6 separate regions of the Homo sapiens genome follow, and all the other regions are linked to region 6. The links are chromatin loops, found by intact Hi-C in ENCODE. Cell type or tissue: heart left ventricle. All regions are shown on one strand.

Region 1 (4,000 bases), 490 kb before region 6:
GAGCCTCCATCACTTCATCAGTCACAGTTTAGATTTTCTTACCCTGGTGCTGGTTTCTGTGCAGGCTTCTGCTCTGGTACATTGTGATTCCCTGTATCTGCCTCTCTCTCCAATTTTTGGGGCGGTGGCCTCCCCTGTGACCTCACTGATAGATCTCTGTGAGGAGCTGATGGATCTAAGAAGAGTTGTTGATTTTTCAGTATATTTAGTTTTTCACTTGTTGTTTGGATGGAATGGTGACTTTTTTTTTTTTTTTTTTTTTTTTCTGAGATGTCACCCAGGCCGGAGTGCAATGGTGTGATCTCGGCTCACTGCAACCTCTGCCTCCTTGATCCAAACGATTCTCCTGCCTCAGCCTCCCTAGTAGCTGGGATTACAGGTGTGTGCCACCATGACCAGCTAATTTTTGTATTTTTAGTACAGATGGGTTTCACCACGTTGGTCAGTCTGGTCTTGAACTCCTGACCTCAGGTGATCTGCCCGCCTCGGCCTCCCAAAGTGCTGGGATTACAGGTTTGAGCCACCATGCCTGGCCAGAATGGTGACTTTTAAGCACCTTATAGTCTAAACCAGAAAACAGAAGTCACCTTATTAATTTTTAAAATCATATATCCAAAGACCTATATCACCTCACACCAAGGTGAGGACAAATTTTGGGCCAAATTATTTATGGTATTTCAAAATTGAAATACCTTTTTTTTTTTTTTTTGAGACAGAGTCTCACTCTCACCCAGGCTGGAGTGCAGTGGTGCAATCTTGGCTACCCAGAACCTCCTCCTCCTGGGTTCAAGCAATTCTCCTGCTTCAGCCTCCCGATAGCTGGGATGACAGGTGCACACCACCATAGCTGGCTAATTTTTTTGTAATTTTAGTAAAGACAGGATTTTGCCATGTTGGCCAGGCTGGTCTCAAACTCCTGACTTCAAGTGATCTACCTGTCTCAGCCTCCCAAAGTTCTGGGATTACAGGCATGAGCCACTGCGCCCGGCTGAAATATATTTCTTACTAGGTAATACAGCTAGTTTTCAAAGAGTATAAGTATACAGAGAAAAATGATTTCCTCATCTCCATATCTCTACCCTCACTTCTAGTCTCCAGATCTTTCTCACAGGGAAACACCACTCTCTGTTTCTTATATATTATTTTGGAGTTGTTTTTACCTACATGTTTATAATGTCTTTTGGTATATGTTCTGTTTCTTCTCTGTAGCAGAAGATCTATGGAGATATATATCTATATTTTTTTCTTCATTTGTTTTGGGTTTTGTTGAATTTAAATATGCATTAATTATCCATTTGTTTTAAATATATATCTTAAATTCAACAAAATAATTTACATATCTTTATATATTTATTTAACATATATTTAAATTCGACAAAAAACCAAATCAATAAAGCCTCCCTGATTCTGAGATAGTGATTAGATGTATCTTTTCATGACTACTTTCCTGTTTACCAGAACCAAGAAGTGAGCAGACTCGGTTGGAATCCTGCCTTTACTGTGAGAGTGAGGATATATTTTCGTCTTCCAGGGGCACGGTAGGTAGGGAGCCGCAGTGCTGATACGGAGCGTGGCTGGCGTCAGAGCCTCGGTCTGCCAGTGTGTCGGCGCTGGCACGACCTGTCCCACATGCCTGGGAAGCTCTTGCTGAGCAGGGATTAGGATGCCAGCATCTGATGCACAGGGTTGCTTCCTGCTCCCCCTTGGAGTCCTGACGAGAAATGACCTTGTTCAACCCTGCTGAGCTTCCTAGATTTACTGGGCTTATAGCAACACATGGGAAGGAGATTATGTTTATTTTTAAAACATAAAAAATGCAACCTTCCCAAGGCCTTCGTGGTGTCTGTGTGCAACAACACAAATACACACACACATGCAATGTATGTATAATCACTTCTAATTAACTTCAGCTCTTCCTGCAAAACTAAGTGTGAAGTCTTAAAGACTTGTCAGCTTCTCTGCCTGTGAAATTTATCTACTTCTAATTGTGAATAACAATACATTCAAGGTTAGCTATAAATGACTCAGATTTCACAGGAATTGAGTCTTAAAACTACATTTGAAGATGAATACAGTTATGCAAAACATTTTTGTGGTGTGTTTCCAGCTAAAAATGTTGTTATTTATGCTTATCCAGAATGTTTTTCTCCCCCTAAACCAATGTGGTTCTTTCTGACATCCGTGAAAAAATAGATGTGATTGATTTCAAAGTCAGCCCAAATTTAAAAGGTATAAAGCCACAGATATGCCTAAAATAAAAATGAGTATACTATTATAATGGATTGACAGATGAATTCAGTTTACGATTTCACAAAACATAATATTCAAACAGTGAATATCAAATAGGATTAAAAATTGTTTTCCCACCTTCTGCCACGTTTAGAGTACTGGAAACTTTTCCAGATTTCGCCACTAGATGTCATGAAGAGTCCAGTTAAATACAGTAGGCAGGCTTGTGTACAGTCTAATACAGAAACTTTTAAAGTTTTTCCCGATTTTGTAGTTAATTTGGGTAGGAAGCTATTTCCTTTTGAGTTTTATGTCAAAAATATCTGTTATGGATTAATTTTAAGTGAGATGTTAAAAACTCTTAATGCGGTCAGATATTAAACGCTGGGACTCTAACCTATTAAGCAGGCATTGGGATTATCTCCAGGGAGAATGTCATGTGCTGGATGCAGAATCAGAATTGTGCTAAGATCTGCTTTGGAGACATTAGCTTGTAGATCCCTACCTTCCTTTCCTTTTGAAACAGTAATGGGCTTGTCAGATGTGTGGTCATCGAGGTTTCATAGGATTGTTCATAAAACTAGACTAGTGAGAGGAACAAAAAAGGGGAGGACCTCAATGCTTAGGTGACAATGTTTGAATTTAGACTTTGAGATCCATTAACCAAAGTAATTCTGGGAGACTAGAAATGATCAATTGATGTTTAGAGAGATAAAGTTTGATTCAATAAAAAGAACTTCCTAAAAATACAATAGTCCATCATGTAACACAGTGCCTTATGAAGCAATGAAGTCCTTGTTACTGCAAAGGTTCAAGCACCTACATAGTGGCCATCAATGGGGAAGATATCCTAGAAGAGACTATTTGGGGAAGAAAGTTGGACTAAGTGACACTGAGGATTCTTAGATCCATGATTCTACACATGGTGATGACAGTCATTCAACAGCCAAGAAGGCAGCAAGAGTTGAAAATGTGTGCTTACAGAAATACAAATGAAATATTTGAGTTTACTTAAACCAGGGAAAATAGGGTTCTTAAAGAAGCCTCACAGGGGAATTGCCACAATTGTGCTGTTTTGTGAGGCTCTGCCTGGGAAGCACTGGTGAGAAGGAACTGTTCGGCTTTGGTGCTTCCAACCTCTGGTTCCAAAATGCTCCCCATCCCAGGGACACAGCTCTTCCCTCCCAAGGACACATGGTCTATTTGGCCCTCCTCTGCTCATCAAAAGTTGATCTCAACTCATCCTTGTAAAGTAAATCTGAGAGTAACTTAGTGGCAGTCTTTCCAGTGTGTTGCATTTTATTAGGGAACAAAGCCTTAAGGCTAAACTAAAGGACTGAAACTCAGTCTGGGAATGGAAGGTCTCAGCTGGCTCGCAGGGGAGGAAACAGGCCCTTGTTTGACCTCTGGACAGTTGCTTTTTCTGCCAAGACGATAAGCCCCAGAGTATGGCTGGCTCTTGAAGGACATCACGTGAGCTACCAAGATTGATAAAAACAAAACAAAATACTTCCACATACTTCTTGCTCTAAACAAAAGAACCACAGCTGAAATATGACCTAAGGCTACCCAAGACTTTGAGGTGCAATCCTAATATGTATCAGGGAACATGGCTTGATAAAATCGATCTAAATACATGCAATAAAAGCCAGATTATATAACATCTTTCTAAACTCAGAGTTTGGTAAAATATCACATGATTAGCCTAGAAAGTGGGTTTACTATTTCCTTCTCATTCCAAGAGTGAAAGGATTTACTCATGCTCACACTC
Region 2 (4,000 bases), 290 kb after region 6:
AGGAACTAAAGCTTGTCAAATGCTTCAACATAGAAATTTATCCCTAGCGTAAGCATCTCCTGGGGATCAGGAAAGTCAGGAACCTCACGGTTGCTGGTTAACGTGTGAAGCTTGTTTCAGCAGCAAGATGCCATTTATTCCAAACCGGTCATCTATCTACACTTGTTCCTCCCTATCTGCCTTCTGGACTTCCACTACTTCAGCTATCAGAAACCTGTTAAGAAGTCAGTCCAAATTTGTTTGAGCTGATGTTGACATCTGACAAACTGATGATTCACAATTATTTTTCCATCAGCTCAAAAATTATTTGAATTTTCAGTAATACTGTGTTTACAATAAAGAAGTTATTTTTGCTTACTTTAAAAATATATATATTTATTTATTTATCTTTTAACAGAATTGAAGGCTTGAAACTAAGTACTCTGATTTTGAAATAGCACACTTGCCTCCAAAATAAATGGTTTGGGGCCAGGCACGGTGGCACAAGCCTGTAATCCCAGCACTTTGGGAGGCCTAGGCGGGCAGATCACTTGAGGTCAGGAGTTTGAGACCAGCCCAGCCAATGTGGTGAAACCCCATCTCTATTAAAAAATAATAATAATGCAAAAATACAAAAATTATCTGGGACTGGTGGGCCATGCCTGTATTCCCAGTTACTTGGGAGGCTGAGGCAGGAAGATCACTTGAGCCCGAGAGGCAGAGACTGTAGTGAGCCGAAATCACACCACCACACTCAAGCCTGGGCTATAGAGTGAGACTCCGTCTCAAAATAAATAAATAAATAAATAAATAAAAATTTAAAAAAATGGTTTGAAAGATCATCTTTCTTCTTTTTTGTGGTGTCTTTTTATGTTTTAAGCTGTTATTCTTGCAGAGAAATACAACATTGAGAGGCATATTGGCAAATGAGTTTAACAAAAGTAATCCTAAAGCTTCAGTAAATCAAGGGGTAATATTACAGAAAGAACATTTTTTCTTAAACGTTGTCATATTCTAAATTAAATAACCCTATCACACCAAAAAAGTATATGTTGAAATTTATTGGCATGACCTAACAATTAAAGTAAGAGACTAAGAAATACTGATTTTCATTTCCATCTTTCCCACTAATATATGCATACACACAAACCCACACACACACAGGCATATACATATATATTTCATTAAGTTATTTAATCCACAATTTTATACTTTCCCTTGAAGTGAACACAAAGCATTTGACTTCCACATGGTAGAGTTAGTGAGTGAGTTACACGTCACTTCATATCTCACTAGTCTTCTTCTGCTTCTTATAATGTAATCTGTGAATGGGCCATGCACAGTGGCTCACGCCTGTAATCCTAACAGTTTGGGAGGTCAAGACAGGAGGATTGCTTGAGTCCAGGAGTTCAAGACCAGCTTAGGCAATGTAGCAAGACCCCATCTCTATAAAAAAGTACAAAAATTAGCTGGGTGTGGTGGCTCATGTCTGTAGTCCCAGCTACTCAGGGGGCTGAGGTGGGAGGAATGTTTGAGCCCAGGAGGCAGAGGTTGCAATGAGCCAAGATTGCACCACTGCACTCCAATCTGGGAGACAGAGTAAGACCCTGTCTCAAAAGGAAAAAAAAAGAAGAATTATGCTAATGACTGCATTTGTAGGCCCACAAGGCCTCAGTATATGGGCTATCCCTGACAGAAGCAAAATCTTGCTCCTCCCTTCTGGAGAGATCTAAGGAAGTTTCCCTGCCAAAAGAGGTATCCGCAAGGATCATGACAGTGTAGGCCTAAGGGGCAAAGCTATATTGGACAGACTTTAACCTGAGACAAGCTGGGAGACCTCAAAGCAAGACATTGCATGAAGGAGCAGAGAGCTTCAATGAGAACAGAGGACAAGATCTGAGAGAAATGCTAAGAACAGCCTCCAGCAAGAGTAGTCAGGCAGTCCAAAGCTAGTGTCCAAAGGTCTTGTCTAGATCAAACTAGGATTGAACAACAAGTGGAACAAAGTGGCATTGGAGTAGAGCAAAATTCAGAGCACAGGGTCTAGCTGTATTCACCAGGGAGGAGTCAAGATCTAAGCTCCTGGGAGAGAGACTGGGAGAACCAAGGAGAGCTTCAGAGCTCCAGTCTTTGCTAGAGCCCAGGATTCTGGATACAGTGTCCAGGCTGAGAGCAGCATGGGGGATAAAGCAGGCAGTCAATAGGATGGATTGGGTTGTGGTGTGGGAGGGCAGGATGGGGAGGGGTTAGACTCACTGGGACTCAGGCCGCTTGTGCTTGGGCTTCAGTGCTCGTGCAGCACATTGATGCGTAACTATGCATTCATGGTTCTGTCTCCCCTGCTAAGCTCTGAACTCCTTTGAGAGGAGCTGCGTTGTGTCTTTGTTTCTTCAGCACCCATGTAGTCTCTCCACAGAAGAGGAGCTGAATTGGTGCCTCTAAATGAGTGAATACAGGGCCCAGAGTGAAAAATTAGTGAATGAGTAAACATGAAACCACTCTCAAAAGTAGAAGAGCACACATTCTATCTGGCACTTGGAACATACTCTTACAGCAGAATTCTGTCTTTAGATCATAAAGAGAGTTATCTAATGGTGGTGGTGACATGCTTCTCTATATATGAATACCAAAAGACTTAAATTATAGCCCTGTGCCTTTATCTTTTATGGAGGCTACGACCATCTTGACTATTTCTTACCTGTCAACTGTATAAGGCATGTATTATGGTCAGAAATAGAACTATAAAGAAGATAAATTTAGTGTTAACTAAATTTAACTAAGGCAATTAAGAATATGGCTTTTTTTTTTCATTTCAACATATCAGAGACTACTAACCTTATTTCATTTCATCCCTTTTTCCAAGCTCTGAACGAACTTGGATCTATTCTTCAACCTCTTCTGCCCCGATCATTGCTCGGCTCAGTTTAAACGATCATTCTTCCTTCTACTAACATCTTTTACCTCTCCTCTGTCTCTCTCTTTGGCTACTTCCTCCTACCTCTAAATATTTTCACTTTCATGTATTTGTCAATCAGCCATTTGCTCATTTAGTCATCCAATAAACATTAATTAAGCTCTATGCCAAGTACTATCCAGCTGTTGAGTATGCAAAGGTAAAAAGATATTATTTTTGCCTTCAAGAATAGCCCAGTACAATGAGAAAGACCCACTTCTACTCATGAAGACATACATAACAGGATAGTGTCTTCTACCACTTTCCTTGTCCTGTGGAAGAGTTCAGTCTAGCTCCAGCTAATGCCTCTTTGGAGAGAAGCAGGGGCTTCCTCTTTTTTTTTTTTTGTTATCACCACCTTAAGCCCCACACCTAGGGTTGTTGTAAGATAGATGAGGCCTGGGCAGGGTCTCGGGAATACACAAACCTAGCTCTAGAGTGCCATATTAAATGCTGCTCAAAGATGGCTCTTACTCATGGTCAGTGAGAAGGGCAGCTGGGTGCTAAGTGGGCTTCCATGCACTTCACCAGGGTTGGGGACAGAGAGTGCCTTCCCTGGTAGAGATCTGTAGTTCCTTCACCTCCTGCTCTCTATTTCTATAGTGCATTCTCCCCCTCCTCTTACCCTGCCCCTGGGGATATATAATTAAAACTCTGAACTAGATTAGTCTCTAAAGGCAGCAAAACTCACTCAACAAGTATGCATTCAAATCTTTCTGATTTACACTAAGACCAGAGGATTTTCAAATATTTTTAGCCTTTGTTCTGGGTGACTCACTGTCTAGCTGTCTAGTCCTGGGATAGGGAAAAGGGAGGGTTGCAGAGATCAGGAGGATGTCCTCAGGAAACAAGTAAAGAAATGCAATTACCTCAAGGATAGAAAAAAAAATCTATTAATATATTAAATATATCAATGTATGGAGATATAACCCCTCTGCCTTTTTATGTAAACTGCTAAGTAACAGTGCACAAAATGAGAGAGATGGAGGAACTGGGGGTGGGGACTCCCCACCCAGTCGGCCAGGAGACAAAGCCTTGATCCTGCCAAACGTTCTAATTCAATTTCTT
Region 3 (4,000 bases), 370 kb before region 6:
CCAGCATTTTGGTTCAAATGGAACCAAAACAGCGTTTTCCTTCTCCTTGGACCTTCTGTTTTCCTGCCCTCAAGAGCAGCCTTCAGGTGTGGCTTGTTGCAGGCTGTCATTTCCAGTCTCTAGGCAGTGTGGCAGCATCTGATCTCTATGTTCTGGCATCTGCTTTTTTTTCTCTCCAATTGATGGGAATATGGGAATTCCTGTGGAAACTTGATGTTATATGCTAGAGAAAGTAAAAAACCATCAACTTTAAGAAAACCATTATTTTGTGTTTTACTAAGAAAGAAAAAAAATGCTGTCAAACCATGTTATGCCATAGATTGCAAATGCATCCTGATTTGAGAGATGATAAAGTAGCTAAAGAAAGTGCATTTAAGATTTGAAGAAATACACTTCCATCATTTTTTTGGGTCTGCATATAGAAATTTGGGGTCTAACAAGCATGGACTAAACACATCTATACAAGATAAAGATGCTTCCCCGGAAAACCTCTGTCTAATGTCTACCTGTACAAAGTTTGCTCCAGTGGGACTTCAGGATAAGATTCTTTGCTGGAGACTTTTTTTCAAATGTCACCCACCATAGGAGCTATTAAAATGGAATGGATGCATCAAGTCAACAAACTTTCAAGTGTTTTTTCAGTCTATGACATGGCAGAAAGACAAGCATGATAGATAACAGCAGCACGAACGACAACACAACCGTAACAGCAGTGATAAGCACGGGTGTGCAAAGGGCTTTCAGAATCAATGCTATTGTATCAGCTTGTATTCTTCTCCCACAGTGTTGTGAGAAAGAAGCTCACATGCCTTCTGGAGAAAAGTTTTGGAAATAACTCACTATTTAAGACAAATTGGAGTAGGTTGTGGTCGGGAGGATGGTGCATATTTGTAGCCTTGATTTGGCTCTCATGCATCAAAGTTTGTTTTAAAACTTAAAAAATAAACATATAATAATTCCAAAGAAATATGTCTAATATCTATATACAATTTCAAGACTAATGATAAAATGAACCCACTAAGAGGAGAAATAGTATTGATATTTGTGGAGCCTTAGGCAGGACCTCCCCAGATTGTAATCCCCTCTTCTACTCTCCAGAGATAGTCACTATCCTGAATTTTGTGTTAATAGCACCTTTGGTTTTCTTTATGTATAGATATTCCTAAATAAGCTATTACTTAATTTTGCTTGTTTTAGAACTTCAGGTAAATAAAGGTTTATGTATGCATTTTTCCTGAAACTTGCTTTTTGATTGCTCAATGTTATATATTTCAGATTTAACTATGTTAATGTGTGGCTGTATTACATTCCAGCATATGACTGTGTCATCATTCATTCATATATTCTTCTGTTTACAGATGTTTGGCTTGTTTTGCTCCAAAGAACAATGATACTGTGAATATTCTTATGTATATGGACCGGTAAACATGTGCACAAGCTTCTCTTGGCTCGATGTCTGTATCTATATCTATATCATCTATATCTACATCTGGGATTGGCTGTATTATCTGGGAGTGAATACATCTGGGAGTGGCTGTGGAGTGTGCACAAGTTTATTTATTTATTTATTTTTGAGACGGAGTTTTGATCTTGTTGCCCAGGCTGAAGTGCAGTGGCATGATCTTGGCTCACTGCAATCTCCGCCTCCAGGTTCAAGCAATGCTCCTGTCTCAGCCTCCTGAGTAGCTGAGATTACAGGCTCGTGCCACCATGCCCAGCTAATATTTTGTATTTTTAGTAAAGACGGGGTTTCACCATGTTTGCCAGGCTGGTCTCAAACTCCTGACCTCAGGTGGTCTGCCTGCCTCGGCCTCCCAAAGTGCTGGGATTACAGATGTGAGCCACTGCATCTGGCCTAAGTTTAATTTTACTAGGTGATGCTAAATAGTATTCCAAATTGAGAGTAACAACTTTGCTCCCACCGCCAGTGTACAGGAGTGCCTGTTATTCCATATCCTTACTGGACACCATTTTAATACTTGATATGTCATACTTTAAAATGTTTTGCCACCTCATGGGGGTGAATGGTATCTCCTAGTGATTTCATTATGCATTTTCCTGATGATTCATGAACATTTCCCCATTTGTGTAATGGGCATTCATCTTGCGTCTTCTTTGAAATGCCCCTTCATCTCTTTTGCCCATAGGCTGTGTGTCCCCTCTTGGGTTGTTTTTTTCTTGAATCATTGAAGTTCTTTATTTTATGGATATTCTTCTTTTGTTAATTATAGTTATTATAGACATCTTCTCCCAGTTTTGGGGTCTTGCTTCTTTACTCTCTTTTGTTGTCTTCTGATGAGTGGAAGTTAATGTGGTTGAATCTATATTTTTTTCTTTATAGTTCTTTTTGTGACTTGTTTTCTCTCCTCCTTCATCCTAATGTCACAGAAATGTTTTCCTATTTTTTACCTAAAAATTGTGAAGTTTTCTTTTCCATATGTTATTCATCTATCTGGAACTGATTTTAGTGAACAGTGTGTGTGAGGGGAACCCATTTTCTTTTCTTTTCTTTCTATCCTTCCTCCCCCTCCTTCCTTTCTTTCTCTGCTTTCTCCCCTCCCTCCCTCCTTCCCTTCTTCCTTCCTTTCCCTCTCTCCCTCCCTTTTTTCCCCTCCCTCCCTTTTTTCTCCTTCCTTCCTTCCTTCCTTCCTTCCCTCCCTCCTTCCATTCTTCCTTCCTTCCCTTCTTTTTCTTTCTTTCTTTCCCATTGTCCTAGCACCCTTACTGAGGTCTTTCCTTTCCCACTTATTTGCAATGTCAGATTTTCTGTATATGTGTGAGTCTTCTCAGGTCTCTCTAATCTTTTCCATGGACAATTTGTCCCTGCACCAATACCACTGTGTTACTTATTATGACTTCATAATTAGGGCACGTTATAGTTTATAAGTCTGATTGAAATCTGAATTGGTCAGGAACAGGCTGATTGATATTGATAAATGGATGGTTTCCTTTAAATTAAAAAAAAAACCTGAGGAATATCAGTTCTAAAATGTGCTAGCTTTGATGCAGTATAAGAAAATGAAAGGATAAAAAGTCTTTCCCTTCAATAGCCCTATTTGAGGCAAATGTACATTCTTGCTTTGCAAATATAAAACAGAAAGCTAGGATATACTTTTCTGAAGACTAGTGATGATTACCTATTTTTATCTCTGCAGAGGCGTGAAGATACGTTTGGGTTCTCTTCTTATAGGAACCAGAAATGAAGCGATTGAAATGTAAAGTGTTGATGACATACACACTGTACTTTCATAGACTTTTACTCACAAGGACATTGATTTCCCTTTCCTCTTCCATTCACTCAAATTTCTCATCTGGGTGAGAAATTCCTGTCTTTATAAGGGAGCTCTAGCTCACCCAAGTTGATCCCGTTTTATTTTAATGAAAAAAATATATGTAATGGAACAGAAAACAGTTCTTCCTTGGTTCTCCCAAAGATGCCTTCTTTAGAGTTATCTAAAGTTTATCAGCAAAATAACTTTGACTAAGTTAAATGGCGATGTGTCACACACCCAAAACGTGTGAAGCAATTTGAAAAAATATTTTAAATATGCCATGGATTTGTAAATTAATGCAGGGCTCACTGTGCTTGAATTTCCATTTCTAAACTGCTTCATTTGCATGCAAAGAGTGGGCAATTTTTGTGTGTGTGAAAATTTAGCCTTAAGAAATGAAAATCAAAAACTCAGCAACTTGAAAAGAGCTGTTAGGCATAGAAATTGTTTAATCGGTTTCCAGCAGGGCCAATGGTGTTGGCATTTTGAAATACCAGATTGGATTGGCATCCTAGAAAAAAAATCCTCAGCTCAGAAAAAGTCGCCTAAAAAAGCCACCATCTACAAAGTGGTGAAAGAAGATAGCCGAGATATGACAAATGCCAATGAAATAAATTCTGCGATCGAGAGAGAGCCTGAAGTGTGAAATGAACAAATGTTAAATGTGATAAAATTTCTGTCAGTGCTACCCCAATCATGTACTCTGACAAATACAATGCTTGATCGAA
Region 4 (4,000 bases), 210 kb after region 6:
AAACAATAACACAGATAAGTCACTAAAATCTACCTGATGATTCAAATCTGATGAGTCAATGCTTCATCAATTATAAGCACATGATTAACTGATAATTGTTGATTAGCATTTTCTGAAATTATTTATTTATTTATCCTAGGAATACAATTCTCATTAAGGTATATTATATACCCAAAAGGTGTGGTTGAATTCATCACAAGGCAATTAACTACTGTGTAGAAAGCAATATAAGAAGACACTACTAGCTCAAAGAGATATACATAAACATAATGATGTCATGGTTCCTGTTTTCTAGAAGTAGTGATTTGGTAGGGTTGAAAATACAAGCTACTCACCATAGGTCTAGGTACAGTGAAATAGAGGTATATACAAAAATCCAAATGAAATGCAATACATTCTGACCACTTGGATCACAGAAGACTTGGCAGAGAATGGAGCACTAAAGTCAAACCTAAAACAACAGGGGTCCCTAATCCCCGGGCCATGGACAGTACCTGTCTGTGGCCCGTTAGGAACCAGGCTGCATAGCAGGAGGTGAGTGGCGGGCAAGTGAGCATTACTGCCTGAGCTCTGCCTCCAGTCAGATCAGTGGTGACATTAGATTATCATAGAAGCATTATTGTGAACTGTGCATGTGAGGAATGTAGGTTGTGCACTCCTTATGACAGTCTAATGCCTAATGATCTGAGATGGAACAGTTTCATCCTGAAACCATCCCCACCCAGCAGGTCCATGGAAAAATTGTCTTTCATGAAACCAGTCCCTGATGCCAAAATGATTGGAGACCACTGCTTTAAAGGATAGGCGGAAAGTGAGGAAGAGTGTTCCAGTCTACAAGAAGGAAGTATAATTGCATTTTCATGGAGGTGAAGTTAGCCAAGAGAATGAGCATAAGCCATGTGGTGGAGACCAGAGGAGATGAAGCCAGAAGGGAACATTGAAAGCAGATGATTGAGAGCACTGAATGACACCTTAAGGGATTTGAATTTTACTTGTAGATCAGAAGTTTACTTTGTGAGTAGTCAATCCCCCACCTAGAGATTTCTAAGCAGGGGATTGACATATTCTTATCAGCATATTAGGAAGTTCATCCTGACAGCCCATGACAGCTGGAATCAAAGAGACCTTTTGGGAAAATGTTTTGTGGTCCAGAGATGGTCCAGGCATGATGTGGGGCAGGATGCGCAGGAGACAGATATGTACATTTCAGATACACAACCATGGAAATGGCTTTGAGACAGAAGGCAAAGCTACATTTGTAGCCTTGATGAATGAGAGGAAGATGACCTTCTAAAGCAAATCAATTTTGCCTCTGTTATGCCTTTGTTTCAAATGTTATTTATTTATGGATGGGCTAAGATCCCCTAAAGATACAGTGTTAACATATGTATCTATATTAACATATTTATATGTCATGCTCTGTTATTTATCTATCACTTGATCCTAGTAGAAAGCATAAATCCAAAAGTAGGTAAGTCTTCAATAGCAGATACTCATTCATGCATTTATGTGATCAACAAACCTTAGGTGAGCACCTCATTAGGAAATAGGTTGTGAATAACATACACATAAACAGCTGTTGCAAAAACCCCAATTTTTTTATGTTCAGGAGGAAAAAAATGCTTCTGTAAGAAGGATCAAGAAAACATCTTTGGAGGTGCTTATAATTAAAGTAGGCCTGGGAGAATGGGAAGGATTTAGATAGAGATGGGTTGAGAGAAAAAGGAAGAGGGTAGGTAAATTAGATGTGCCTGACAAAGGGCAGGGAGTCTAGGTTTGCTGTAGGATTCATAAAGAGAATTAGTGAAAGCTGAGGTATGAAGAGTAAGCTGGGAACTGATTTTGGAACACCTTGAAAATTAGGACTTTAGAAGACAACAGTCACTGCTGAGGATTTTAACCAGGGGCTTGACTTGCCTAAAATATTATTCAAAAACAATACTGGAGTCAAATTTTTACATATTCTAGAAAGCTAATCTTCACTTATTTTATGTTTTAAGCCTATCATAAAACACAAGGAAAATTTTCTCTCTCTAATTTGAGTAATAATTAGCATATGGAGAATGAAAGTGTTTGGGGTGTCATCAATTCTAGGTTCATCTCTGCCATAGAAACATCATCATGCTGTTAGGAATAAAGGGCAAATGAAAATATATTACCAAGAAATTAACTACAGTTTTCAATGCTTCTGTGAAATGGCCAAATTTTATTTAACAAAGGAAATGTTCATAGTTCTTACTGTTAATTTGTTTTCATTCATCCAGAACATTTAAATTCTTTCTTTTTTCTTTTTAAAAATTGTTTTATTTTTAACGTTTGTGGGTACATAGTAGTTGTCTATATTTATGAAGTACATGAGATGTTTTGATACCAGAAAGCAATATGAAATAAGCATATCATGGAGAATGGGGTATCCATCCCCTTAGCCATTTATCCTTTCAGTTACAAACAATCCAATTACACTCTTTAAGTTTTTTTAAATGTACAATTCAGTTATTATTGACTATAGTCACCCTATTGTGCTATCATATAGTAGGTCTTACTCATTCTAGCTAATTTTTTGTATCCATTAACCATCTCCACCTTCCTCCCAGCCCCCCACTATCCTTCGCAGCCTCTGGTAACCATGCTTCTACTCTCTCCATCCTTTAAACTCTTCCTTAATTCAAAAGAAGTAAATAAAAATATCTGGTCTGAAAGCCAAGTCCTACAATTTCATAACTGATCGTGCCTAAAAATTGTTATGGCTGAGCAATAAATCCCTGAAAAGTGATGCTTATATTCATAATGGAAATGTCACCAGAGCCTTAAATATAGCAGCTCAACTTATCTTTACTACAGTGCAGCAAACTCAAATTTGTAATTGATTTTGACTTGTACCTGCTACCATGTGTGTTGAGTTTGGGAGTGCTGGACAGCATTTTTTAAAAATTTGAAATCTTAATTTTAGTCTAATGAAATTAATCTGTAAATCAATTCTCTCCACTTATATTTTTACATACCTATCTTTCTCTTCTAAGAGCAGACGAATTTATTCTTGGACTATTTTATTGGCAAATAATGAATTTCAGTAGTTGTTAAAATAGTTCTTAGAACTCTTTCATCTTCCATCTGCTCTTAAATGGAGAGAGGTTAAAAATGGAGAAATCTGGTCTGGCGCAGCAGTAGCTCACGCCTGTAATCCCAGCACTTTGGGAGGCCGAGGCAGGCGGGTCACCTGAGGTCAGGAGTTTAAGACCAGCATGGCCAACATAGTGAAACCCCATCTCAACTAAAAATACCAAAATTATCCAGGCATGGTGGTGGGTGCCTGTAATCCCAGCTATTCGGGAGACTGATGCAGGAAAATCATTTGAACCCAGGAGGCGGAAGTTGCGGTGAGCCAAGATCGCATCATTGCACTCCAGCCTGAGTTTTGACAGGAGCGAAACTCAGTCTCAAAAAATAAAAAAAATAAAAAAAAATAAGAGAGATCTCCAAGTGAAATTTTTCATTTATACAGAACTGAACTTCTGATTAAGAAGGCACTGATCGACATTCTACAGCTGTTATGAAACTACATGACAACATTATTTATCAAAGTGATTTGATGGTAACTGTGGTCTCTGTTATGGTATAGGAGTTAGCAAGCCAAATAGATACACGTACTTAATGACTTTAGCATCCACCACTCAAAATCCAGTTAATTGTTTGTTGTTGGAGCCATGTAAAGCAGCAGTACAAGCTGTCTGTGCAGAATACAATAACTGTATGCAGCAGTATGGATTCAAAGTTTCAAAAATTAATTTACAAATGGGTTTCAGAGATTCCACCAGATGGGAGAGAAACAGAGTTATGTTTAACCCTTGAGCTGGCAGTCTACTTTAGGAACATTGCCAGCTATAAAAAATAATAATCAGAGGCCCATGAACTGCTCTTTTTAAACGGTTACATTAAAACCCAGACACCTGTAGTTTTACTAGTTGCTAAAACGGCTTGTAATTGCACATGCATGAAACAG
Region 5 (4,000 bases), 220 kb after region 6:
CATTTTTACTTCACTGCATCGTTCTCTGAACTACTGTAAGTGCCTCTTCAGCAGAACCCCAGAGCTTGCGGATGGGCTTTTGAATATGGGCTGCAACCTTTAATTTAACAATGTGGTTTAACTGGAAATTTTCTGTTATACGACTCGAGTACGTGAAAATGGATTTATTTGCGAAGCTTACATTTCCGATGTGCGCTGTTACGCTGATCCAGGGTGGGATTAGGACGGTGCCGTGACATACTGAGCCGCCCGAGCTTGGTGGTTAAGAGCTAACTACGACTCCCGAAATGAAAGATAAATGGTCACACACACACTATAAAACTGCAACCCAATTTAGATACGACGCCGTTTCTGGAAGGATTCACTGTGGTTCTTGAACCCATCCTGCTTGATCCTCCACTCTGTAATCCTTCCTTACCCCCACACCTTTCCCCCCAAGTGCGGAAAGGGAATGCAGGAAACCCACCCAAGGACATCCCATAATTAATTAAGTAAATGCACATGGCTTTCTAGACTGGATGAAACCTATGCCAAAGGTGCTTATGTTTTCACATTTGGGGCCCTCTTTTGCCACACACCTTCAGCCGGTTGCCTAGCAACCAGGAGAAACCCACTGAGCATGCTCACTGAGGAGCCTAATTGCTATCACAATTTACTTTTGTTGTTGTTTTTTTAAAGCCCATTAACCAAAACAGGATGCTTTCCTTTTTGAAGGACAAGTAAGGTCTGCATGAATTTCAAAGGCAAGAGAGTATATTTCGATACCAAAACAATTCAATGCAATCCCAGGTATGCAGGCGGGTACAGATAACAAACATAAAAATTGGAGCAGATTGACATTAAATAACGTATAAATTCCCATTTATTCAGATTTTTATAGACTCATTTCTTTTATTCTCTTTATCTTTTCTGATTGTGGCTTTCTTTTTTCTCTAAGAAAGTCATTAAGAGGGAAAAGTGGAATTTAATGTCATATGATCAAGTACATTAAGAAACTTTATTAAAGAATTTACATTGATAGATAGCATTTTTTCTTCCATCCTTCCTTACCTTCCTTTCTTTCTTCCTTTTTTTTTCTTTTTGAAAAATTTCCTGGTGGTTCCAAGTCTGTGGCTACGATTTAACTCAATCTTTTCACAAAGGGCAAGAAATAATTTTGTGTATCTCAGAGAGAAAGGCAGTTTTTCCCTAACTTCAAGAAAAAACACATTTTATGTTAGGTTAATCTGATCTATTCATTTGTTGAAATCTTATTACAGTTGCATGATTTTTTCCAATTTCTAGGTTGGTATATAAAATAAAATATGCTTGGAACACCATCTATTTAACTACTTTCATTACTAAACAGAATGCCCTTTCACAGGAAATGTTATGCATGGTTCAAAACTACATCACGGCGTTTCCCTATTTCTTTTCAAATTTTCTAACTCATTTGGGAAAATTAACTCTTGTTCTTTTTAACTCTACATATTTTATATAAACTACCTTACATTGCGTGAATCTAGGAATTCTAATATGGGCACTGGCTTTTTAACTAATTCCATGACCCGTCTCCTGTCCAGCTAGTCCTATGGAACCAAACGTGATGCACTTATTGGTATCAAATGGCTTTCATGGTGGGAAAGACTGGTAGGATAAAGCTCTCCCACCCTCCTTTGGGAACTTGACAGGTATCAGCAAGGAATGAAGATGAAATAAGCTCCCGAGATGAGGTAGGGGCAGTGTTCTTATCTAAGCCTTAGATACAGAACAAGCCTCACCTCCTGCTCCAGCCTCCCCTTCTCTCCCAATCCCTCCCAACTTTTTATTTTCCTTCAGTGGCCAAGGCATTCCGGGAAGAAAATGTTGCGCTGGTTGTGCTACTGGTGTCAGTGTCAGAAGAGCACAGAGCTAACTCACAATGCACTGGTACTGTTTCCCTGAGGACAAATTGGTGTGGTGTGTGTGTGTGTGTGTGTGTGTGTGTGTTTTCCCAAACAATAGTTCTTGTGTATGTGTGAGCCAGTAGTTTTGCCATTCCCTCAGAGACAGCCAGCAGAGGGAGCAAATTTAGCACACAGCAGTATTCCCTAATGTCCTAGCATTGGTAAGAATTCTGGAGGACATACTATATACGAAATTAATAAAATCAAATGATTTCATTTCATTTCATTATGATTAACCCTGTTATGCACAGAAGCAGGTCGAGCAATGCGGGGTAATGAAGAACTAAACGAGGCTAATTGGCTCAGTCAGGATACCTCAGCTTGGTGGTTGTGAATACGATGATATAGCTGGTAAAATGGCACTTGTTTCCTTTTTCCTTCCAAAAAAACTACTAACAAAAAATTTTTAAAAAACACATACACATATACACACAATATGTGTGTGTTTTTAATTCCATGGCTGGAAATACTTATGTTCCATTTATATAGTTTCACATATGTTCTTTAATATGTGAATACATATATATATATATATATATATATATATATATATTCTTTAGGGAAATCTTTCTTCAATTTCATTCATGTTGACAACTCTTTTTCCTCTCTTTCCTCTCTCTGTCCTCTGTTTCATTGGTCTCTCTCTCACACACACACACACAAACACACACACACACACACACACACACACACGACTCTGCAACAGTTTTAGTCCTCAATGCTTTGGAGCTACTCTAATGTTTTGAGAGGAAAGTAATTTTTCAATTTCTGTTTTACCCCAAACCTAACAGGTGACTGGCCTAAAGGGACTTTGTTCCCCATCCCCTGCTTAATGCTGCTGGCTCACCATAGCTCTAGTGATTCAGAATTTAAATCGAATGCGAACATTTGCGAGTAATGCAGGGAGTGATGAGAGCTTTTATGGACAGCAAGAATTGAAGTAATTGTTTGGTCTTTTTTTCTCTCTCTCTGTCAAAGTAGGATCAGAATTGATTGTTTCCTCTCACCTGTGGTCATTTTCCTATTTTAGAGCATTGATGATATCTGGACCCATGTCGTTTTCAAGTTTTCTAAACCTTAATCTCTAGAAATCCTGTAGAGTGTGTCAAATTAGAACTCCATTCCAGCAAATACATCTTCACATTTCCGTGCTGTTAATTCAAGGCATTCATTAGAATGTAAGGCTCTTAACCATTTTCACTTAACGATATGGATTTTCTCCTCACCCCCTGCATCTGTGCTTTTCCCTGTTCCTTCCTTCCCGCCCCAATCTCCTGATACATTTCAAGTACTTATACTCTACACCCTCCCCAAAATTCTGTTGTCTTCAACTTGTAAAAATCTCCATAACACACCTATCCCCTCTTTAGACAAAACCTGACATTTTGGCTTGTGATGGCAGCAAAAGTGGTACACTAAATTCACATGTAAAAATCCAAAGTTTAAGAAAAAAAAGTGCCTAGATTCTAACACATAATATGCTCTTCTCTTAGTTATAAAAGGAAACTTTTTCCTTCTCTTTTCAGGTTCGAAGCAAAATGGCACAAATACAGCGGATAACAGTAAGTGATCAGATTTCCATATAGACTGCGTGCAGGCAAATTAGCAATCAGAAGTTCCTAACACAGTGGCTGTGTTTGAAGACTCAAAGAATTGCAAAGCAATTTTCCTTCCCAAAGTGCATTTGAGTCATTCCTACAACTGTACAGAACCCTTATTCATAGAAATCTTTAAAACTCCAAAAAATTGACAAATTGTTTTCTTTTTATTAGAAAAGGGGAAACTGTATGCATGCCTACTAGCTTATTACAATTGAAATTTCTTTAGGATACAGAGTGTGTGCAATAAATGATCGCACAGTCATCAAAAACCACACATAGAAGAATCTCCTACTGTCTTGATAGACAACACAGATTTTACAAAGATTTGGGTAAAAACTGTACATATTTTCCTCCTACAAAAACAAACATCTATATGCAAATTTCATTAAAATAAACAGAGGAGTGCTTAAACTGGGAAAGATGGAGTCAGATGTTTTTTATTATGGGTTTGAATGCTATGGAATTGGTAACTAC
Region 6 (4,000 bases):
CCTAAATGACAATTAGGTCATTCTATAATTGAATAAAATTCCAATGATACACAAACAGTAAGTTCAATTGGGAACCATGGGTAAGATTCACAGTGTACAGCATGATCTGGAGAGACAAGCTTGGTTGGGGGTCTAAGTAAAGCATGAAATACAGTCGGGAGGGTCACAGAAAAGCATCGAAGACAACTCTTAGCCACTTGTAAAATTTTGCAAGAAGTTGCAATACTCCAGAATAATCACAATCTTTTCATACAGTGCTTCCCAGTTTATAACATGTTATTCTATTTAACACTCCCAGCATCCCTTGGGGTAGATATTTCTGGAGGAGGAAACTAAGGAGAGAAGGGATGTGACTCGACCGAGGTCACCCACTGTGAAATGGCAGGTCATACAACTCCTGAGCCCTTCTGAATCAACCACACTTTCTTCCCAGGCAGATGGGCTCATTCTCAGTGCCCAGATCTGAGCTCAACCATTCTCTCTCTGGAAAAAGACATCTCATGCCACTTTTGACACATGTCAGGGAACACAGAGATACATCAAAGAATACATTCTGGCTTTAATGCCTACCAGTGAAATAAAAGACTGGAGATGTGGCTGCGTGTGGTACAGGCACACACACCACAATGCACACACAGCACACATACAGGATCACTGGGAAGAGTGTCTGTTCTAGGTTCATAATTCAACCAAAATGTATCAGTGATTAAAGCAATTGAGCTTTGCTCCCATCTCTGATTTCGCCTTGACTTTCAGTCCTCTGCTTCTTTCTCCTTTTCTCCCCGCCCACTTTTTAGTGGCCTTTGTTCTTCGTTCCTGAGCCATCTGGTTGCAAAGTATGGTAGGAGCACAGTGCAGCAGGCACATGAAAAAGCAGTACAAAAAAAAAAAATAGTAGGAGTGAAAACAAAAGACATGAAGATCCTGAATTTTTAATTTCTCTTTTCAGATTGAAATACCACTGCTCCTAGTTCTGATGCAAAATTGAAAAGAGTGCACTGGGTCTTCAAATGGCATATTGACAAGGAGAAAGAGGAAAGGATGCCCCAGGACAGCCTGGGGGTCAAGGCTGGGCTCAGGCATGCCTGGACAAGCCATGCAAGTTGTCTCCGGACTTGAACCACGTATCAGAGGAGCTATTTGAGGAGCCACATCAGCATACCTGCTTCTGTGGGCCCCCAGGCTGTGGTGCTCAGCCCTTGCACTATGAAACATTTTTTTTTTCCAGAAGCCAAAGCTTTGAGCATCTCCTCCCATGTAGAGAGTGTATATGTTTACGTCCATGTCTTTCGCCATGTGAACGCATGCAACCACCACCTCAAATATCATAAATCCTCTCTCTCCCCCTTTCTGTCTGCCTGTTTATCTACAATCTGTCTATTTAAATTCTTTTTAAACAAGAAGGGAATATCTTTATGCCTGTTTGTAGGGATATTCTACATCCATCTGTTATTTACATCATTCGTTTTCCTGAGGTGTCTCCAACAAATCCTGGCTGGATGCACTGTATGTGTTATTAATAAAACAGCTGTAAAAATATTAACTGTACGGCCTAATTGTCAGCCCTGATTGGGAGCCAAGTTTATCCCCGGACGGATGCGGAGACTCAGAATTTGGGCTTCCATCCAGATCTGACCCTTGCAGCTCACTTTACATTTGATTCTTTGACCATTTAAGCTGTTCTGGCTTCTTTTTCCTCCCAGGGATCTGTGCACATCCGGCCTCCTGGCCTCCTGGCTCCTTCAGGTGGCGCTGGTCCAGCTTCCTGAATGTTCATGGCCAGGCCTTTCTCCTCCTCCCCCTACTTTTGTTAAACTTAACAGCCATATGCTATAGAATCACCTTCCAGTAACTTAAAAGATGAGTAGAAATATTGTCAGCATTGCCTCTCTCTGCACACTGGTAGGAAATAGCATTTGGAGAGTCTGCATTGGAAAACACATCTCTATTAAAAGCATTGGGTTAGGATACCAGAAAACCCAGAGTGATTGGCTGCAAAGTGATACTTCCTTAGTATCTGGAATCAGATCAATCTTTCAGCCAAACCTTCTGGATAGGGAAGATAAATGAAGAGGTGATAATACATTTTATTTTTAATGAAGTGCTCAAAATAAACCAAATGAGGGCAGAAGTTGGCAAATGAGGCATTTTTTTACTGTGCCCTCCTTGGGATAGTTGGATTAACCCTGACTGGCTTATACCTAAGTGAGGCTGAAGTGTTTACTGTGGGGCAAGACTGGGAGGACAGACATTGCATAGAAAAAAACTTGATTCTGCCAGTATCCAGAAAGCCTTGGCGTCGTCTGCATCTAATTCTTAGGTGATTTCATAGAAGAACGTCCTTAGGTAGGGTGGTATGATGGTTTGCTTCATTACACATGAAATACATAAATTATCTGCCAACATTTCATAGGCCAAAACATTAATGACACCATTCAAGCTCTTAGTCCCAGTAACATTTAACATGGCTGTGATTAGCTGTCAAAAAGTTGGATAAGATTTGATGCTTTATGTTTGTTTGTTTTTTTTCTCTACTGCGACTTTCTTCATGATTGCAATATTCCACTCCAGTGAAGGGTTTTGGAAATTTTACAGGATTGGCCTTTGATTTTGCTTATTTTTTTAGGAAGATTCCAAGCAGGCTCTCCTGCCATAGAAGATTACCTCTCATATTCTCTTAACCTCACATTTTCCAGGCCATCACTGCAAATGTTTCCAAAAAGACTGCTTGTCCTGGGGTCACCATTCCAATTCTCATAACCATTAGTATTGACAATCTGGTAGGACACTAATTGTTTGTTTGACTTTCACATTTTTAAACAATCACTTGTAAGGGGAACCCATATTTTTGTCTCTAACAGAAGTGATGAAAATTTAAAAAGAGAAACCAAAAACTTCAAATTACCAGTCCTTAAAAGAAACTGCAGCAGGATGTCAATGAAATCATCAAATACACTGCTGGAGAGCTGACCTCAACAGAAAATTTAACACTCCACTATCTTGCTTGAAAAATACAGATGTTTTTTATACATGGTCAATTGCCTTCCAAAAATGTCTGCATTGTAAAATGTTTTTGTCTAACAATTGGACTAGATTAAAGTGACTTCATGGAGACAAACTGTTTTTAGCCTTGAAAGAGCTAGTAATTATTAGATGTTTCAATGGAAGCTACCTCTTTTTTCCACCTTTGTTTACCATATAGTTACCTGAGTTTAAATGTGTTGGTGTTTCCTGACCCATATCTTATAAATGTATGACAAATTAAATGTCTTTTCAATGAAGCAAAAGGAAAATGTTTAATAGAAATCTTAACTTTCATGAGAGCAAGAACTTGCTTTATCTACCATATGTGTCTCCCATAGTGCTTAACAGACAGCTGTTTGCCAATAGAGCTCAATATTCATTGACTAATGACCAAGTTAATCAAATTCTCTACTTGGCATAAGAGGGAGGTCTAAGTTTCTTCCTGCTTTAAGCTTCTATATTGAACTCTTACATGGTAAAAAGACTTTTAGCAATTCTTTATTTTATTTAAATGTTCAACAGTGTTTGCTGAGTATTTTCTATGGTGCTTAGCACAGGGGTAGGCACCAGGATGGATTCATAAATAAATGTGAGACTTGCCTCCCACCAATAAAAATTGTATAATTTGTTTGTGGAGCCAGGATATCACATAGCAGAGGCATTGTAAAATCTGGAGTAGAATGGTAGTAACTGCATATAGGCAGATAGGGCATTCAATTTCAAGGAAAAAGGGCTGTGGGATTAGTTACAAGACAAAACTTCACATGAAAGACAATGGAGGAGCTGGATCATCTAGAAAGCAGAAAATGAGGAAAAAATAAGCAGTTTAAGATTGAAGACTTGGTAGACCCAACATATACATTGCTGAACTTCTTGTCCTAAAGCCTAAATAACAATAACAGATGGAGACTAACTGGTAAGCTCAAAGTTTGGTGATAATTCAAGCTTTTCTTATAATCAATGTTTATGATGTGAA

The links. Hi-C counts contacts between places; a loop is a spot of excess contacts. Peaks named below come from ENCODE experiments on the same cell type or tissue, not always from the same donor. Only the 100,000 strongest peaks of a DNase experiment are listed, where the experiment ranks them.
Region 1: a loop joins it to region 6, with 7 times the contacts of the local background. A loop is called at or near these places in 7 of 110 quality-filtered maps.
Region 2: it touches region 6 in a loop (6-fold over the local background); 6 of 110 quality-filtered maps call a loop at or near these places.
Region 3: a loop joins it to region 6, with 2.2 times the contacts of the local background. A loop is called at or near these places in 2 of 110 quality-filtered maps.
Region 4: a loop joins it to region 6, with 3 times the contacts of the local background. A loop is called at or near these places in 9 of 110 quality-filtered maps.
Region 5: it touches region 6 in a loop (2.7-fold over the local background); 9 of 110 quality-filtered maps call a loop at or near these places.

What each region holds. Positions count from the first base shown.
Region 1 is chr18:56,574,676-56,578,675 of GRCh38, reverse strand. It overlaps LOC105372135 (a long non-coding RNA gene), which reads right to left. Exons shown (of 2, transcript XR_935514.4): 2 at 3,511-4,000. Among named protein-coding and RNA genes, the nearest start is that of TXNL1, 62 kb to the left of the region's middle. In heart left ventricle, a CTCF peak has its summit at 2,412 (motif pointing right); DNase peaks (open chromatin) are centred at 1,595 and 3,600; H3K27ac peaks cover 1,054 bases.
Region 2 is chr18:55,790,134-55,794,133 of GRCh38, reverse strand. It overlaps LOC105372130 (a long non-coding RNA gene), which reads right to left. Exons shown (of 9, transcript XR_007066382.1): 6 at 2,236-2,417. Among named protein-coding and RNA genes, the nearest start is that of LINC01415, 10 kb to the right of the region's middle. In heart left ventricle, no CTCF peak of the experiment used is centred here; no DNase peak of the experiment used is centred here.
Region 3 is chr18:56,453,402-56,457,401 of GRCh38, reverse strand. No RefSeq gene overlaps it. Among named protein-coding and RNA genes, the nearest start is that of TXNL1, 180 kb to the left of the region's middle. In heart left ventricle, no CTCF peak of the experiment used is centred here; no DNase peak of the experiment used is centred here.
Region 4 is chr18:55,870,655-55,874,654 of GRCh38, reverse strand. No RefSeq gene overlaps it. Among named protein-coding and RNA genes, the nearest start is that of LINC01416, 48 kb to the left of the region's middle. In heart left ventricle, no CTCF peak of the experiment used is centred here; no DNase peak of the experiment used is centred here; H3K27ac peaks cover 548 bases.
Region 5 is chr18:55,859,495-55,863,494 of GRCh38, reverse strand. LOC107985183 (a long non-coding RNA gene) reads left to right here and starts at 2,606. Exons shown (of 3, transcript XR_001753452.2): 1 at 2,606-2,865; 2 at 3,452-3,487. It overlaps LOC105372131 (a long non-coding RNA gene), which reads right to left and starts at 509. Exons shown (of 3, transcript XR_002958213.2): 1 at 182-509. In heart left ventricle, a CTCF peak has its summit at 2,033 (motif pointing right); no DNase peak of the experiment used is centred here; H3K4me3 peaks cover 60 bases; H3K27ac peaks cover 10 bases.
Region 6 is chr18:56,080,900-56,084,899 of GRCh38, reverse strand. The region is part of intron 3 of LINC03069 (long intergenic non-protein coding RNA 3069); the gene reads left to right. All of the region lies in intron 2 of LINC01905 (long intergenic non-protein coding RNA 1905), which reads right to left. It overlaps LINC01539 (long intergenic non-protein coding RNA 1539), which reads left to right. Exons shown (of 9, transcript NR_040026.1): 9 at 950-1,544. Among named protein-coding and RNA genes, the nearest start is that of LINC01905, 41 kb to the right of the region's middle. In heart left ventricle, a CTCF peak has its summit at 1,744; a DNase peak (open chromatin) is centred at 1,729; H3K27ac peaks cover 2,250 bases.